Regions from separate parts of the Mus musculus genome. Here region 2 is linked to region 1. A link is a loop called in an ENCODE intact Hi-C map of the cell type or tissue named here. Cell type or tissue: gastrocnemius. All regions are shown on one strand. Links, peaks and the distances in the headings refer to the core of each region. The heading gives the core; the rest is flanking DNA.

Evidence for each region. Hi-C counts contacts between places; a loop is a spot of excess contacts. Peaks named below come from ENCODE experiments on the same cell type or tissue, not always from the same donor. Only the 100,000 strongest peaks of a DNase experiment are listed, where the experiment ranks them.
Region 2: a loop joins it to region 1, with 12 times the contacts of the local background. A loop is called at or near these places in 26 of 42 quality-filtered maps.

Annotation. Positions count from the first base shown.
Region 1 is chr19:47,355,030-47,357,937 of GRCm38, reverse strand. The region is part of intron 5 of Sh3pxd2a (SH3 and PX domains 2A); the gene reads left to right. Among named protein-coding and RNA genes, the nearest start is that of Gm29834, 70 kb to the right of the region's middle. In gastrocnemius, for the core only: no CTCF peak of the experiment used is centred there; DNase peaks (open chromatin) are centred at 1,223 and 1,362; H3K27ac peaks cover 396 bases.
Region 2 is chr19:47,501,077-47,503,943 of GRCm38, reverse strand. It overlaps Stn1 (STN1, CST complex subunit), which reads left to right. Exons shown (of 10, transcript NM_175360.3): 10 at 2,227-2,867. The coding sequence ends at 2,384. Among named protein-coding and RNA genes, the nearest start is that of Gm19557, 10 kb to the left of the region's middle. In gastrocnemius, for the core only: CTCF peaks have their summits at 173 (motif pointing right) and 1,176 (motif pointing right); a DNase peak (open chromatin) is centred at 160.

The DNA.
Region 1 (2,908 bases), core at 94-2,593:
TCCCCTGATCCCCAGCCTTGGGAGGAGTTGGGGTGTGGGTGTCTCTCATTTCCACATACTTCCTGTCTCATGGCTGAGGCCCAGGTACCCTGGGGCATCTCCATCAGGACAGGTAAGCCCCATCTACCCACCCACGCAGGTCTATCCAGCAGGCAGGTGTTCTGCCTCCCCCAGGACGGGTGGCCCCTTTCTCCTCAAAGCCCAAAGGCTCATTCTGACCATAGCTGTCTACTCTTGAGTATAACCCCCCAGTTGGTGACCTCTCAGGGACAGTGCAAATCAGAGCTGAACTTAAAACTGGGCCTTCTCCACTCTGACGCAGGCCTTCTGATGGCACCAGGGAGAAGGCTGTTCATCAGCTGACTATATACTTTGTGAGGCCCAGGGGCCAATGTCCGAGGTACAGCCTCATCCCTGGCAAGGAAACTCAGTCTGAGGGAGGAAGGCACTGCAAGGGAGTGCTCACCCTGTGGGAGGCAGCAGATAGCATCACAGGTGCTGAACCCAGCTCCACCTCCACCTACTTGGTGCTTAATTGTTTAAGGCCCAGGGCTCTTCTAACAATGGCAGCTGCTGATCCAGTGGGGCAGGAGAAGAGATTGTGTAGGCTCAGGGCTTCCCACAGCACCGGGCCAGCCTGGTCAGGTGCTCGGAGGCTCGCATAAAGAGCATAAAGGCCTTCTACCTGAGACCAAGGGATGGTCAGCTACTCAAGTCAGAGAGCAGGTGGGGACACCTACCCGGAGGGAGTCTGCAGCCAACCTCAGGAAAGAGGCTGTCTCTGAAGGAGCCTTAGGAAGTGTTCTGAGAGGAGGTGGGTACAAGGCCATTACTAGCTCCATCGACACTGGCATCAGATATGGGGACAGAATCTGGGTGTCTCTGAGTTCCTCCTGGCTCTGATATCTTGTGGTCCTGTCAGAACTAGGTGCCTATTGCTGTGGTCCAAGTGTGTAACAACTTAGGTATAATGGCTATAAGAGCAGAAAACACAAGCAAGCAAGCAGAGAAACAAACAAACACTACCTCAAAGTGAGGAGCAAGCTTTCTGAAATCCCTAGGATCCTTTGCTATAGTGGTCTGTAAGGCGCTTAAGGTTGGAGTTTGAGCGCCAGTCTAACTTTGAGATCCTTAGAACCAGTGCCTCATTCCAGATCTGTGTGTATCTTTCGCCACCTGGTGGTAAGACTGAGTATTACAGCCACCTGCATTGGTACTGTCTGTCTATTGTTATTCTCCCAGGAAGCTGGTAATCCCTACTTCAGTTGAGGCAAATGGCTGTATCTCCACCCCCTCCCCACCCCCACCCCAAGGTGTATGTCTATAGAGACACCAGGGGTGGTCCTGGAGACTTTCCTCTGGCCTCCAGAGCTCCTGGATAAAACTCTAAGGATGGGCGCCATCTGGTGGGCACAGGAAGCCTGTTCCAAGAAGCACCCAGAAAAATCTAGGCTTCCTCCCACTAACTATAATCAATCCCTCTGGCTCTCTAGCAGGTAGCCAGCTTACTTGTCACTGGGGCAGAGGTAGAGGTGGAGGTGGGGGTGATCAAGAGTGCATACAGCTGACTTTGTGTCCCACCCAGCCTAGAACTGCCACTGACAGGCTGTGAGCCTGAGAGTCTAACTCAGTGCTGAGGCTCAGACGCTCCCCCCCCCCCCCCCCCCCCCGCCAGCTACATCCAGCCTTTCAAATGGTCTCAAGTGTACCACTGATGTGACAACTAGCAGCCCAGTCCCCACTGTGTGGCTATCACTACCAATTTCAGAATATGTTTACCACTCTTCCTGGAAAGTGTATCACCACTGCATTACGGCTGGTTTGCTTGCATGGATGTCTGTGTACCATTGGGCCCAGATTTAGTGACTGAGAGGGCCTTATCAGGCATACCACCGAGACCAGATCACCCCAAGAGCAATATTTACCTTGGCTTACCATCCGTCATACCCAGTTCTTGCAGTTCATTTGGGAGATGACACCGGGCAGGGAGAGAGGGAGGGAGGCAGCCAGTGTTAGTAGTAACAGCTCTGCAGGAGCCAGCAGCTCAAGCTATAGGCGTGCCTGACTCCAGGGATGCCCAGCACCCCTGTCAGCCCACATACAGCCCACTGGCACACAGCAATTGTGGGGAGTCCCAAAGGCCTGAGTGAGTTAGACATGGGTGATGTACACTGTGCTAAGGGTGACTCACTGGGCTTCTCTCATGTCCTATTCCTGGGAAGCCAACCTCCCCAGCTCTAACCCCAGGGCCCTGTCTTCCTTCTCTTCTCTCCCTTCAGTGCCTCATCGTCTGATTTACCCTCCCTCCCCATCTCTTTCACAGCCACCTTGACATCTTCTTTCCGTCTCACAGCCCCAGAGATAAGGAGTGAGCTCTTTTGAACCTGAGACCCAGTAGGTTCTCTGCAGATACAGTACTGAGTGGAGCATCTAGTTGGTGCTACTGTGAACATTGACCCTACCTAGTGGAGACTGGACTGGCACTGCCTCGGGGCACAAGGTCTGTGCTGCCTGGAAGAGGCAGGGATGCTCAGGGGGGCTGCACTGCTGGTGTCTCAGGTACAGTGGCTGAATAGGAAGCAATCTAACAGCTATCCAGTCCAGGAGGGCTCCTGCCATGGGCCTTGGAGAACCCATGGGGCCCATATACAGGAGAGGCTGTGGTGGGGAGCAGCCTCCTGGGGAGTCTCTAGGGAATGGGGTTAGGCATATCTACCACAGGCATGTCACGGTGAGCCAAGCGCTGTCAGAGACGTGGTTTCGAAGCTACATGGCGGGAACACTTGACCAATGTAGGGCTCCTGTCACTGTTGGGATCGGTAATCGGGACAGCAATGAGGGATTCTTCCCGTCTCCCCACCATTGAGAAGGCAGTGTTTAATGGGGGTGGGAAGGGTGGTTCAATAGC
Region 2 (2,867 bases), core at 1-2,500, 150 kb before region 1:
CCCCCTCTCCACACCAGACCAGCATCCGTCTGGGGGTGCTCCGTGCACATGCAAACACACAATCCTGCTTTTCTAGAAACTCAAGGTTGGCCTATAATCTGCATTGTCTGCACCCAGCATTGACCTCTAGAGGGCATTGGCAATTGCGCTGTGTGTGGAAAGATGCCTCCAACTTCTAAGTGGCTACATGCTATTCCACAGTTGTCCAGAGAGGTCAGTCTATTCATTTCATCATTCCTACTGGGCCTTTAATAAGTGATGGGCTGACATTTAGAGGGACTGGGGCTGAGACCATAGCAAGGAAAGTGTCTGCACTAAGCCTAAGCCGGCATCAGCTCCATGAAGGACTAAGGGGCTCGTCCTTTCAGAAGGTGGGCAGCATGTGGCATCAGAGAGAGCCTGGTTGCAGAGCAGGTGACAGTGGTGTCTACCTGAAGAATGTGAATTGGTGTTCCCAAAGCTGTTGAGAGAATTCTAATTTAGGCTAGAAAGGGGTGAGAAAAGCGAGGTTCCCTTTCCCGACGGGACAGTGACTGGTAGCCCTTACCTCTAGCCTGGGGTCCTGAAGGCTCGCTCTAGCTCTCTGCCCCTTGGCTGAATACTGAAGCAGAAACATTTCAGGTGGGATTGTTGTGTGGATTTTTCTCTACTGTAGGTGGCTTCTAGATTAAAAAGCCTGGATTTCAGCTTTACATATGGTATAACAATGGTAAATTTTCCAAAAAAGAGTTGTACGATCCAAATGTTTTTTTTTTTTCTTTTTTTCTTTTTTCTTTTTTTGGTTTTTTCAAGACAGGGTTTCTCTGTGTAGCCCTGGCTGTCCTGGAAATCACTTTGTAGTTTGTTCCAGGCTGGCCTAGAACTCAGAAATCTGCCCACCTCTGCCTGCCAAGTGCGCCACCACCACCCAGCCCAAATGTCTTTTGACTCTGGAAATGTTCTCATGAGTAGAAAAATTAAGCACAAAACGTGCAAGTAAGCATCTCACCTAGATTCCCTGGAAGACCAGCTCTGGAACACAGCCACGCCCTGTGTATTCGCTGTGTCCTTTTTACATCTAATGGGTGCCATGTAACATGTACCGTGTAACATGTATTGTGTAACATGTACCGTTGTAACACACATGTAGAGTGCTTCTTCAACGACAGCATTTTGAAAGTAATGAGTATATTCAACCACTAGGGGTCACAATCTAACCTTTGTTAGCCTGGGACCTCAGGCCATGAGAGGATCACAAATGCTCCCTGTCCCACAACCAGTAAACAGAACTGATTCTCGTGGGTGCTGTGACTTGCTCAAGGGTACAAAGCTGCTTCTCTGAGAGCCTTCCCCACTCGAGCCCTTTGGTTACCATGGGAGCGTAGACCAGCTTCAGCTGGTGTGTGCCAGGGCTGGGGCTCTGAGGAGGGCCTGGCTTTTAGTGATGAGGTTCCTCTGTGACTTAGGATATTGTTTATGTCAGAAGATGTCCAGATGACGTAGAGGGACAGAACACAGCACAGTGCATTTGTTCTTCCGTTCTAGTCTGCTTTAGTCTGCTTGGTAAGGAGAAGAGGCTGCTAACACATGAGCGTAGAGGTAATGATCACTAACCCCACGAGGGGGTGGGGTGCCAGCCTTCAGCTTTCATCACTGAGTGCCCAGTGCTTAGTTTGGGGTCAAAAGGTGAAAGATTACTAAACTACAACTGCCATAGATATGACGCAGTGAAAGCCAGAAGAGGAAACATGGGACGGGCTCAAGGTAGGAATCCCTTAGCCAAGCCACCCCATTGAGTTAAGAAAGACCAGCTCTCGCTGGGCAGTGGTGGCACACGCCTTTAATCCCAGCACTCGGGAGGCAGGGGCAGGTGGATATCTGAGTAGAAGCCAGCCTGGTCTACAGAGTGAGTTACAGGGCTAAACAGAGAAACCATGTCTCAAAAAAAAAAAAAAAAAAAAAAAAAAAAAACAAGAAAAGAAAAGAAAAAAGCAAAGAAAAGGCCAGCTCTACTGTGAGTCTCCAGAGGCCTCCTGGAAAGCCAGGATTCAGTACTGTGTACCAGAGAAAAGGGTTTATCAGGGACCACACAGCCATTAGGATAGGCTATACAGATTGACTGGAAGTCTGAGAAGTGGGCTGTGTCACAGAGGCATGCGTGTGGAGCCTCGGGCTATGTCACATTGGAGAGGGACAGAGGAGGGCCCGGCTGTCACAGTCACACCTGGTGTCTGCCCTTGCCTGTAGATATGGAGAAGGGCTGCCACCTGCTACACATCCTGAACTGTGTGCACCTCAACCTCCGCTGGGACCTGAGCAAGGCTGTGCTGCAGCGGGTGCTGGAGCTCCTGGAGGACCAGAGTGACATCGTCAGCACCGCGGACCACTACTACGCGGCCTTCTGAGCAGAGCCGCGGAGCAAAGCGGGAGGCTCTACCCTAGGTTCTGCTCACAGGCCCAGTAAAGACTTACACATCCCATAGTAAGCTCTGATAAGTCACAGGAAAATAGGACTGAGACAGATGGCTCTGATGTCAGCCATGACACACACAAGCCCTCCTTGTCAGCTCCCTGGCTGGACTTCCCATCACTCAGAACAGAATGGGAGAAAACGGTGTTGCTGGTTTAATCACTGTGTCTGAATTCAGGGGCCCCGTCTCGATAGAGGGGCATCCCAGGGCGAAGGCTCCTCCACATCTGAACTGGAGCAGAAATAGCAGACTACACCGTCTGAAAACGTCACACTCCAAGCTACCACATACATCCCCACCAGGCTCCCCTGATGTGTCAAGAGCTCGTATAGGCGCATCGTCTCCTACAGTAATTGACGTTTGCCTCAGTTTCCTGGGACTTCAGCAGTAGCGGTGAGGGCTGCTGAGGCTTGCAGA